2 separate regions of the Homo sapiens genome follow, and region 1 is linked to region 2. Evidence: chromatin contacts called from ENCODE Hi-C or POLR2A ChIA-PET data. All regions are on one chromosome and are shown on one strand. The core of a region is the stretch at or near the end of the contact, and the rest is flanking DNA. Distances in the headings are between cores, read along the strand shown.

Region 1 (6,355 bases), core at 250-2,749, 500 kb before region 2:
CCCAGTAGCAAAGGCGCTGTGTCTCAAAAGCTGGCTATCTTATTCATTTCTGAGTCAAACTCTAGACCATGCTTGCCTCTTCAGGCACTTGGCTCTCTCAGCACAAATATAACAGGTCTTTGCACTCCAGGCCCTTGCCAAGAGTGAACTCTGGAGGCCTGAGGCCATGTGGAATCAGGCCTGAAGTGCCCTCCTTTACCCTGTGGCACCAAAGCCTGCTTCAGATGGCTGGGCCACATCCTGCCGGTCTGCCAAGAAGAGCTTGGGGGCACTCTGGCCACAACAGTCAAGCATCCTGGGGGCCTCCTTCCCATTAAGGCCCTCAGGTTTCGCACTTATTTCCCCAGAACTTATCTGTGCCTTCCACAGCCCACATGGCCCCGGGCTGGACTTCCAGGGGCTTTGTTCCCTTCTCAGCTGCGGTTTATTTGTTTACTTTTGAAACACGAAGTGAGGCCAGAGATGGGAAACTTTGAGCTTTTGCATGCTTCTCCACTCGGTCTCCTCACTGGAGAGGGCTGGCAGTGCTCAGAATGGTGCATGCCCCCTGCTCCTCACCGCCACCCATGCTCCAAAGCCAGGATGTGAGTCTTGCAGAGCTGCAGACAGCCCCTAAAGGGTGTGCTCCCAATTTGAGCTCATCTGACCCAGTTAAGGAGCCAGAATGGGAGAAGCATCTGCCACTCATGAGCTCTGGCTGGGGGGCCCCTGCCCTCCCCCTCGCCCCCAGTCCTGATGCCCTTCTGGGCGGCTTCAAGCAGCAGCTGCAAAATGTCAGTGCAAGAGGCAGAAGAACCAGGGCGAGCGTGCAGGCTCCGGGTGATAGAAGCAGAAGGAAAGTCTAGAAGCGCACGGAGCAAGGGGCCACGCGGTGTCGCAGGCAGCGAGGACAGCCCAGGCTCCCAGAGACCGCAGCCGGGTGGAGGCGTCTGCGGGTACCAGGCGACGGGCCAGGGCGCACGGCGAGGCCACCCACCTCTTGATGTAGCTGCTGAGGCGGTAGAGCTGCCCGTCGAGGCGCACGAGGCCGTCACCGAAGACGTTGAAGCCCCCCCGCGCCGCCGCCGGCTCCCCGGGCCTGGCCACCACGAGCTGGTCGCCGCTCAGCTGGAAGGCACCGGGCTGCAGGCGCAGCAGCTGAGCCAGCGGCAGCAGGGCCAGCTCGCAGTCGCAGGTCCACAGGCTGCGAAGCTCCCCAGACGAGATGGAGGTCAGGCTCGGCCTGGCCACCGGCTCGCAGGCCGCCCCCGCCATGCCCGCGTCGTCGGTCCTCACACCGCCTGCTTCCGTCCGGTGCCTACAGCCCCCAGCCGGCACCTGATGGTCCCCAGGAGGGGCCGGGCGCCCTGCCTGCGTCAGCCGCGCGCGAGGTGAGGAGGGGGTCGGTCTGCCCGCCTGGCCGGGACGCGGTGGCCGCTCAGGTGCCAGTCTGACCGCCCGGGCGGCCCCTCCCAAGCTGCCACTCGCTGGGAGCCCTGCAGGCACCGCGCGGAGAAAGCGGCCCCGGCGCAGCGCGGCCCCTTTTATCCGCCCTCTGGACGCCCGCCTCGCCCCTGCCGGCCCACGGCCACGACCCCAGAGGCTCGGGGCAGAGTTATCATCGTCTCATAACTTGGCATGCTCGAGTCTGCTCGCAGGCAAGGCTTAGTCATCCCCCTGGGGTCCACTACTCAACACCAGCGCTGGCCCCCGCCCTGCCTGGCGGACACTGCCGGAGGCTGGAGGTGGGGAGAGTCCTCCCCGGGTTCCCAGGCCCTGCCTATGGTGGGCGGCAGGGCGCACAGCACCCATCCTTGCCTAAGACACCACACCCCTGGTGTTGATTGGAGAAGAAGGCAAGGGCTCTGGCCCTACCCATTCCACCTGGGACCCAGAGGCTGTCAAAGGCCAGTGCTGGAACTCCGATCCCCACCTCAGTACCAGACCTCTCACTCAGCCTCAGTTTTCTGCCATTTTAACTCCATCCAGATCGTACCCTGCATTTCCCTCCTTTCAGCCTTTCCTTCAGCTGGTTGCTGGCCCTGGATCCCTTCCCCCTAGAAATCCCACTGATCATCACATCGCTTTTCCATAAAGCCTTCACGAATCCCACGAGGGTTTCATCGCTTTGCTTCTCCTTTCTACTGCACGGTGAACCCTAGACTGCAATGTGCCGTGTAGTGGGGATAGCAGGGTCCTAGCATCCTCCCTTCTCCCCTGCCTCCCCAGTAGGTGGTGATCTCCTTGAGCCCCAGAATATGTTCATTTCTTCAGTCTATAAATATGTGAGTGCTAGCTATGGGCTCATTGATCTCCTGAGGTATGAAAGGAGAACTATATTATTCCATTTAATTAAACACCTATTTCTGCTGCGGAGAAGCCTGGATGGGATGGGAGGAGAATCTAGCCTAGTTTCGAGGCTTTCTGTAGTACTGTGTTTTAGGATTCTAAGCTACATCCCAAAAGTTGAGTAGAACGTAGAGAATATCCTTAGTTAGTCTTTGTGTGCCCCCACATGAACTCTTGTGTAGGTTTAATCAGATGGGATGAAGAGTCCTCCCGCCACATCTCATTTAAATCTCAGAATATAAATGAGCCCCACTCTCTTCTCTTCTTCTAGGTGCACACCTATCCTTTCTCCAGACATGGATCTTTTACCCATGGGATCATTACCCCATCTCTGGGCCTCTCTGAACAAATCTAATTCACTGAGCATGAATTGATCACTACCCACTCAACCTTTTGTGGCGCAGGAAGGATGCTCTACCTGTGAAAAAAGCATCCAGAAGATCTTCTTGCAAAGGGAGGTTTGAGGATCCCTGCAAAGAGAATGGGTCTGGGGTGGGCTGAGACTGTAGACAGGACTCAGAGGCTGGGGCTGTTTTCACAGGGGAGGGATTTGGTGCCAGCAGTTAAATCCATTGTGCCCTATTTAGAACTTCACTCTTGTCCCAAACATTGACAGAGTCATCACTATGCACCAGGGACCATCTTAAGCTCTGAGGTCACACACACACACACACAAGGATCCAATAAGTGCTACCATAGATGTATGGACTAAGCACTATGAGAAATAAGTGGTTCTGCCCCAAGAAGGGTGCTCAAAGGAGGTGACACATGGCTAGACTTCCAATACACAGGGGAGGCTCCCAGGGGAAGGAGCAGCAGCAATAAGGAGATGGGAGAGAAGATTCTGTACCATTCTATGCAAAGAGAGATGCTATGGTTCCATCTGGGGGAGGGGGGAAATTTTTAAACAGCTAGGGCAGACCATCCTATTTGGGATAAGAGGGGTCAGTTTTATATGAGATGAGACCAGAAAGGGCTGTTGGAGCCAGATTGTGACAGACCCTCTGAGTTGTCAGGAATTTGGATTCTTAAGACAATGAGGAGCCTTGGGATGTTTTAAAGAAAGGAAGTGATATAATTATGCCTCAGTTCAGATAGACACCTTTGGTTATGACCAAAGAAGATGTTTTGAAACAGGAAGATCAGAGGCAGAGAAACCAGTTAGGAGATTGATGTAATAATCCAGATAACATATGATGGGGGTCTGAACAGAAGCAGCTGTGGGAATGGAGATGAGGTTTCAACATTTTTGAGTCAGAGTCAGCAGGAAGGATCTTATGAGTAAATAAATGAAAAAGAGCAGAGAGACCCACTTAGTCTCTTGCTTGGGTACCCAGAGAGATGGTGACACCATTAACGAAGCTAGGGTTCACAGGAGGAAGAGTAGGAGTTTGAGGAGAGATAGTGATGAGTTCAGGGGGGACATACTGATTTTGAGCTACTTATGGAACATCAAGGTAGAAAAGTCCAGGAGGCAAGGAGTTAGTTGGGTCTGGCGTTTTGGAAAGACAAGGTCAATGATTGAGATTTGAAAGTCTCTAGATCAAAGACGGGGTTGAAGCCAAAGAAGTGGATGGGGGCATCTAGCTAATACATGATAGGGTAGGAATTTGAACCCAGGCCTTTAGTTTACTTCAACATATGTTAATTGAGCATCTGCTATGTTCAGTGCTTTGCTGGAGATACAGAGTTGAATAGAGGATGGCCCCTGTCCTCAAATAACAGGGAGAAATGCAGGAATCAGCATGAACTAGTCTTCTGGCACCATGTCCAAACATGTGGCTGAAATCTAGTTATATTTTGCCTGTGTCTCCAACCTGCTGGTGGAATACAACCTCAACAACAATAACAGCTGCAGAAGTTGCTTTCAATTAGTAAGTCAAGGAGGGCAGGTCCACTACAGAGCCCTCACCAGCCCCTACTCTCCCCATTCCACATAGATCGAACTCAACAACTCACCCTATGAGCTTCACATAGATCAAGCTCAACAACTCTTGATTGCCCTTAAACCTACACCACACTGTCTATGAATGATTTGGCTTTCTTGAAGGGTAAAATGTTACATCGGGGTTTTATATCAGAATTATATGCATTTGTTTAAGATAAACATACCAGTCCCTCCTATCAAAAAACCGTTTCCTGGGCAGGCACGGTGGCTCACACCTATAATTCCAGTATTCTGGGAGGCCAAGGCATGTGGATCGCCTGAGGTCAGGAGTTCCAGACCAGCCTGGCCAACATGGTGAAATCCCATCTCTACTAAAAATACAAAAATTAGCTGGGTATGGTGTTGAATGCCTGTAATCCTAGCTACTTGGGAGGCTGAGGCAGGAGAATCGCTTGAACCTGGGAGGCAGAGGTTGCAATGAGCCAAGATCGTGCCATTGCACTCCAGCCTGGGTGACAAGAGTCAAACTCCATCTCAAAAAAAAAAATCCGTTTCCTTCATAGTAAGATATCAACACTTAGATCTGAGTAGAAGAATTAAACGAAATTTTTCTTTACCTCACCACAGTTGTGTGATTTTACACTTTTCCTGTATTTTCCAAATAAATGTGTATTGTTTTATACAGAAAAATGATGTTGAGCATAATAAAAATATTTTAAAGATGCTTTCTTGGTATGTTGTCTAGAGGTTTCATTTGATGCGTTTTCAGCAAAACACCTGCATTTCTTTATGGGTAATTTATGCATTACCAAAATGCCAGAGAAAGATATGAAAAAGTGAACAGAAAAAAAATAGTATTCAATGTAATGTAAGCCATTGCTAATAAGTAGAGAGCTAGAGAGATCTTTTCATGTTTAATGTCTTTTTCATTACCCAAGTACCAGCCAGGCAAACAATCACTCCTGGTGACGACCTTTTCAGTCTTTTTTTGGTTTGCTTACATAGTTGTGTTCCTATCGTAGAATTTTTATTCGGCTTTGTGCATTTAACATTATATGTATATTATGTTGTGAAAATTTCATTTTCTTTGTGAATAGTATTTTAAATCACTATGCTATTTTCCATCAAGTGTATATTCTATTGTTTGTCTAGACATTTCTTTACTCTTGAACACTCAGATTGTTTCTTGTTTTTCCTTATAAACAATGCTGCAATAAACATCTTCATACTTTGATTTCGTTTTTCTGTATCCAAGCTCTCAGAGATGGAATTACTGGGACAAATGATATGAGAATGTGCATTGCTCTGGAAACGTGTGTCATTATTCTCCTAAAGGCTGGCACCAATTTGTCTTCTCACCAGCAGTGATTTTTCATGGTTTTAAATCTTTGCAGTTGGGGTAGGGTACCTCACAGCTATTTACGCTACAAGTGAGATTAACAGTTTAGCTATAATGTTACCACTCAAATTTAGAGACTTTATAGCAAGGCAATCACCCATTGGTGAGTCTGTGGCTATGCTCACAGGTAAAAGACAAGATAAAGATTTTGCCATCCTTATGTGTCCCCATTAAGGTAACTGTGCTATGGGGACATCAGCAGCTCACAGGCTCAGTTTCTCAGCTTTGGGGGTCCAAAGTTCATATTCAGAAATTTGATTCAACCTTACCAAATTCACAAAAGATTAAAAATCAATTAGGCACCACCACTGCCACCATTTTTGGATTTTTCTGTCAGCATACAAACATCTACAGGTTTCTTTTGTCTTAAAAAAAATAACTTTTTAAACATTTTAACATCTCACTTTCCCTTTTAGTACATTTCCATCTCTCTTCTTCACTCTATGGTCAAACTCCCTGAAAAAATTCTCTAAATTCCTTGCCTGACATTTACTCCTCAAGACTTTATACCTTGACTTCTGCCCATCACACCTCCTGAAACTGACCAAGTCTCCAATGACCTCCTTGTTACTAAACCTCATAAACACTTTCTGTTTTGATCTCACTAGACTACACTTGTCCCTGCAGTTCTCTCTTCCCTTAGCTTGTGAAGAACTTGCACAATGTAGTGAAAGGTGCAAAGGGTTTAGAGTTGAAAAATCTAACTCTAACATTTGCTAACCATGTCATCTTGAGCAAGT
Region 2 (5,701 bases), core at 772-3,271:
TGTTGTGTTTTAGTAGAAATGGGGCTTCACTGTGTTGCCCAGCCTGGTCGAGAACTCCTGAACTCAGGCAATCCACCCACCTCGGCCTCCTAAAGTGCTGGGATTACAGGGGTGAGTCACCACGCCCAGCCCTTTTTTTTTTTTTTTTAAATAGCACTAAATGTTTAATACTAACACAGATCTCAGAGGAAACTGAACAGGGGTCTGGTGTTTTTAGAAAGCAAAACAGACAAACAAACTAATGAAAAAATGTTTGTAGAGGACTTTGTGTTTTTGACTTAGAGGAAAAGGGACAAAATATCAGTGCAGAAGGACTCCAGGCAGCTTCCAGCTCAGATCTCCAGCACTGACTCACTCCCACAGATCTCAAGCAGGCCAGGAGCTGTGATACCGCCTGGAAGTGTGTCGTGGGAATTTGTGATTATTTCTCTGGCTATGTGATGAGATTTTCGCTGCCTAAAATCCCCAGAGGTTAGAACCACATGGCTAGCGTTCTGTTAACCTAGTAAGTGAGAAAAGAAAGTCTTTCCTGGAATTCTGAATTGTAAAAATTTATTTCAAAAAGCAAGCAAAAAAGCCCAAACATAATGTTGGCACATTAAAAACAAGCAAACAACAACAACAGCAACAAAAACCCAACAAAAACTGAGCTACGTAAAGGTAGACACGGGGATATCAGCCAGATACTAGAACAGTTTCATGAGAAAGGAAGGAAAGTATGAGGATGTTTGACACCAGTTCCTAGGAACTTCCCGGGAAATGAATTTGTAGGGGAATAGGATCAGTGAAGGCACAGCAGATCCAAGATCACGATTTGGGATGCCTCTATTCGTCCCAAGAGAGAGGACAACTGATGTTCTTCCCAGGGCAGGAGCACCAGATAGTGGCTTTCCTATGTGACTCTGCATCATGGGGCTTTGGGTCTGATCCCATACCCCAATGCTATCCGCAGGGCCTGTATCCTGGTTCTTTTTGTGCCCTACAATCGGTGGAGTCAAGACACCTAACACTAGGTTCTGCTTGTTTATGTGTTTACAGGCTCACTACCCTTGCTGGGCTGCAAGCTCCTTAAGGACAGGAAGGAATTTTGTCCTCCACGGTATTCCCTGCATCTAGCAGAGTCCCAGTCCCAGAGTAAGCGCTCAGTAAAGAGTTTTCAAGTGTTACTATTAAATGAAGTGAAAAGGTCCAAAGAAATGCAAACCTGGCATTACCCCTGTTCTAACCAGAGGCAAAGTGTGCACTCTTGGTATGAGAGAGGATTTCCCGCTCTTGTGTCTTGGATTTTCAAGTACTGAGCCCCAGGAGTCACCTTGTCGCCTGATAACTCATTTCTTCGGTGATGTGGGTAGCCAAGGCAGGGTCTGAGTCCTTGGTCACTACTGAACCCCCACGACAGCGCCTGGCACCCGGGAGATGATCAGTAGGCATTCGTTGAATAAAATAATAAAAGCGACTGCTCCTGGCCTGACTTCTGCCTAGCAGGCTGCCGTCATTACCCAATAAATTGGCCTCTTTCAAAACAGGACACGTTAGGAAATGGAATTTCCCTAAAAGGAAAAGCCAGTAGGGTGGCAGGCCCCTTTCGCTACGCTTTCTGAGAAGGTGAGAAGGAGAAAGACGGGAAAGGGAGAAAACTTCCCAGGGTGATGGGTCCTGCACTGTCCTTTGATCTTGGGTTTGAGAGCTGAGCCCACTCTCCTGGCCATAAAACCCCAGAAACAAGAGCCAGTAGGTTTGGAGGCCGGCAAGGCATTTCCTCCCCACGTGACGAGGTGGCTCCTCTCCGCGCCTGCCGCAGCGCGCGCAGCTGCCGGCGTTTCAAAGGTGAGGACCGGCAGCCTCGTGGCTGGGCCGCGGTGCGCTCGGGGAGCGGGCAGGCAGGGGGCGGTGCCCGCTCCGGCTCTCGGCGCCCCTCCCCTGCCCGCCCCCTCCTCCTCGCGCCTCCATTTGGTGAACTCACAATAGGTTCCCAAGCCAGGAAAGAGACACCTGCCGGTGGCATGCGGCAATGCGGGGCCCGCGAGTCCTCCCGACACGCAGTCCAGGCCAAGGCCCGCCCTGGAGAACTGAGCAGAGCGGGCCGCGCCGGGACTGCACGCGCTTCTCCTTTGCAAGCCGGTTCTTCATTCAGCTTCCAAGGACACAACATGATCTCATCTTTCGACGCTCTTCCAAACATCTTACAACAGGCATAGGTCCACGTATGGGGGACCCCAAATGTCCCGCCAGGCTGGCCCCCGACGCTGACCGTTCCCGGAGCTGCTGGGCCCGCAGAACACAAGAGCGTTGCTCCGCAGTCAGCGGTCACTAAAATAGAGAGAGCAAAGCCTCATTCGATTTCTTTTATGTTCCCTTAGGCTGGCCAGCTTGTTCTCTGGCCACCCGTGATCCACCTCGTGATCCACCCGCCTCGGACTCCCAAAGTGCTGGGATTACAGGCGTGAGCCACCGCGCCTGGCCTTCTGTAATATATATATATATATTTTATATATATATTATATATATATATATATAATATATAATATATATGGCCTGGTGTGGCGGCTCACGCCTGTAATCCCAGCACTTTGGGAGGCTGAGGTGGGCAGATTGCTTGAGGTCAAGAGTTCGAGACCAGCCTGGGCAACATGGCAAAACCCTGTCTCTACTAAAATTACAAAAATTAGCTGGATATGGTGGCTTCTGCCTATAGTCCCAGCTACTCAGGAGGCTGAGGTAGGAGAATCACTTGAACCCGGGAGGTGGAGGTTGCAGTGAGCCAAGAGTGCACCACTGCACTCCATCCTGGGTGACAGAGTGAGACCCTATCTAAAAAAAAAAAAATAAAAACAACAAAAAAAGAAAATGCCAGAGTGTATCTCACATAGCAAAGGTAGTTTCCAGAAACTTCTGTTTAAGATATATATTGCGGGGGGCGGGTGCACAATATCATCTCTGTGACGTTCTTAATAAAAAAAATGCATAACCTCAGTCCAATCATGAAAAAACATCATACAAACCAAAATTGGGGGACACTCGACAAAACACCTCTTCAAAACTGTCAAGGTCATGAAAGTCAAGGAAAGACTGAGGAAAAAGTCACAGACTACAGGAGACTAAAGAGACAGGCAGCTGAATGCAATGCAGGGTCCTGAATAGGACCCTGGAACTGAAAAGGGGTATCAGTGGAAAGCTGGTGTCTTCAGTTTGGTTGATAGTATCATGCCGATGTTGATTTCCTGAATATGACAATTGTACTATGGTTACACAAGTTGTTAATAGTAGGGGAAGCTGGATGAGGGATATATAAAAATTTCTTGGACTATTGTTGCAACTTTTCTGCAAGTCTAAAATTAGTTCAAAATAAAAATGTGTTTTTGTATGCGTGAACGACAGGGGGCTCGTGATGTAGAATATGTTTCTTATAATGGGCTGTGGTGGAAAATGTTCACAAGCCACCTCCCTTGGGTGTGGAAGGTGTCCGGAGGCACCAGCCTGGGCCAGGCGGTGAGGGTAGCTTCTGGAGCTGAGGTTCCTGGAGGGTTTGTGGGTGTAATGGGGGTGAGTAAGAAGCTGCTGGTGACAGATCATGGTCAGATTTGGTGGTAGCTGGAATGATCACGGTGTCTCTAGGCATTTCAATCCAAGCCACCTATCTGCTGTTTGACAGAGGCTGTAGATTCCAGAAGGGCGAGGAACTCTGACCCCGTGAAGTCTGAGAGGTGGGCATCAGGGATCCTGAAGCTGTCACAGTGCTATTCTGTTACAACCTCAAGCAGCCACTTGTGGGAAGTTATATGTCAGGAAGAGAGACTTTTGGAGGATTGGTGGTGTTTGATAGTCTGGAATTGTGTTATCGCTTTTTTCTTTTCTTTTCTTTTCTTTTTTTTTTTTTTGTGAAGGAGGAGCTAATTTCAGCCCTAAACCATAGTTTCTCTGACTGCCCAAGGCTGTAGGCAGATAAATGTCCCTCTTTCACCAGGAATCTTTCAAGCAACTTGGAGAAATAAAAGGTTTGGTGAGGCAGCTGCTTCTAATACCTATACCCCAGCTTTGAAAACATATGGAATTAGAACAGCAGTTCTTGACTGGCGGTGACTTTGCCCCCCGCCCCGCCCAGGAGACATTTGGCAATGTCAGGAGACATTTTCAGTTGTCACACTGGGAGAGAGTGTATGTGTGTGTGTTACTGGCATCTAGTGGGTAGGGGCCAGGGATGCTGTAAACATCCTACCATGCACAGGACAGCCCCCTCCACCAGCACAGTGGAAAATCATTCAGCCCAAGATGCCAACAGTCCTGAGAATGAGAAACCCTGAGTTAGAGGAGATGAAAAGCCGATGTCTGTATACAGTCCAGAAAGTTGCCTGGGTGCTTTTCACAAAAGAAAGGGTTTTAAGCTCCATTTCTTGGCTTGATTTCAAGTGGATAATTATAACCTGCCTACCTAAAATTTACACTTTAATTTTCAGTGGGTATCTTTCTTCAGTTCATGCTTAAACAAGCTAAATGTGGCTGTGTTCTTGACAACAGGGCAATATTCCATGGCTGAGTCGGTTACAGGTCAACAGTGGGTGAAACAATTGGTCTGCAAAGTGATTTGAAGCCTTCGGGGGCTAAAAAGCACTAAAATAAGAAACCTGGGACATTATCATCATTATTAATTATTAGTGATATTACAGCACTTATTCAGCCACTCTCAGGATTCCCACAGGATTCCCATTAGTGCTAAGGTCAAAATCAGATTCCTGACCTTCAGTCCAACACTACTTAGAATTAATATGTTAGCTGTTAGAAGCCGGGAGCTGTCACGCTGCATGTCCCTGCTGCTCCAGTGTTTGGGAGAGGCTTTGCACTGGAAACATTGAGCTTCAAAGCAAACCTTCAACCTTCTATTTGTACTCACTGTTCCCATATATAGAACAGAGCAGCACACACTTGTCTATTGCTTCAAGGCAAGAGCAAATTCTGAAGGTATTAAATAGAGTCTTACTTCAACCAAACAAGAGAGCCCAGAGAAAGCTAAGGACAAGGTTCTGTCCCTTCCCTTACATTTTAAAGATTTTATTTATTTATTTATTTATTTATTTATTTATTTATTTATTTTTTGAGATGGAGTCTTGCTCTGTTGCCCAGGCTAGAGTACAGTGGTGTGATCTCGGCTCACTGCAACCTCCACCTCCCAGGTTCAAGCGATTCTCCTGCCTCAGCCTCCTGAGTAGCTAGGATTACAGGTATGCACCACTATGCCCGGTTAATTTTCCTATTTTTAGTAGAAATGGGGTTTCACCATGTTGGTCAGGCTGGTCTCGAACTCCTAACTTTGTGATCCGCCCATCTCAGCCTCTCAAAGTGCTGGGATTACAGGCATGAGCCACCGCGCCTGGCCTAGATTATAATAATTTAGAGTGGCAGAATTTAAGATCAGGATCCAAGCTGCAAACTCTTAAACTGAAGGGTTATTGTTTTAGAAGCCACACAGATCAGTTTATGAAACCTGATTTGGCTTTTTTTTTTTTTTTTTTAAAACAGCATTTAAATGTTAAACAAGCCTGGACAGCTACAGACAGGCAACAGGCATAAAAGAAGCAGGCTTAAAAAAATTTTTTTATTTTTGGTGTGTTTGTTCATTTTCCCTGGGATTTCTGTCTTTAGAAAGATAATATCAATTTCATCTTTAGTAACCTGGAGTTTTGGCAAAGTGTGCTTTCTGGAATTT

Evidence for each region. A loop is a pair of places that touch in the nucleus more often than their neighbours do. ChIA-PET counts read pairs that join two places held with the same protein, here RNA polymerase II (POLR2A). Pooled maps may share reads with other maps.
Region 1: a loop to region 2 is called in a map of ascending aorta, with 2.7 times the contacts of the local background. The contact joins the promoter of MEDAG here to the enhancer-like site in region 2. A Hi-C loop is called at or near these places in 1 of 168 maps with a recorded cell type or tissue (ascending aorta) and 2 of 50 pooled maps. POLR2A ChIA-PET finds 5 or more read pairs at or near these places in 1 of 52 experiments (activated CD4-positive, alpha-beta T cell).

The regions. Positions count from the first base shown.
Region 1 is chr13:30,901,415-30,907,769 of GRCh38, reverse strand. It overlaps MEDAG (mesenteric estrogen dependent adipogenesis), which reads right to left and starts at 1,499. Exons shown (of 5, transcript NM_032849.4): 1 at 977-1,499. The coding sequence starts at 1,254. All of the region lies in intron 2 of TEX26-AS1 (TEX26 antisense RNA 1), which reads left to right. RefSeq lists an enhancer at 397-898.
Region 2 is chr13:30,404,756-30,410,456 of GRCh38, reverse strand. No RefSeq gene overlaps it. Among named protein-coding and RNA genes, the nearest start is that of LINC01058, 15 kb to the left of the region's middle. RefSeq lists a silencer at 1,818-1,957. Within about 2 kb of position 2,021, at least 26 of the 41 ENCODE cell types and tissues checked have a DNase peak (open chromatin) inside an H3K27ac peak, as active enhancers do; they include ascending aorta, where a contact is called at or near this core.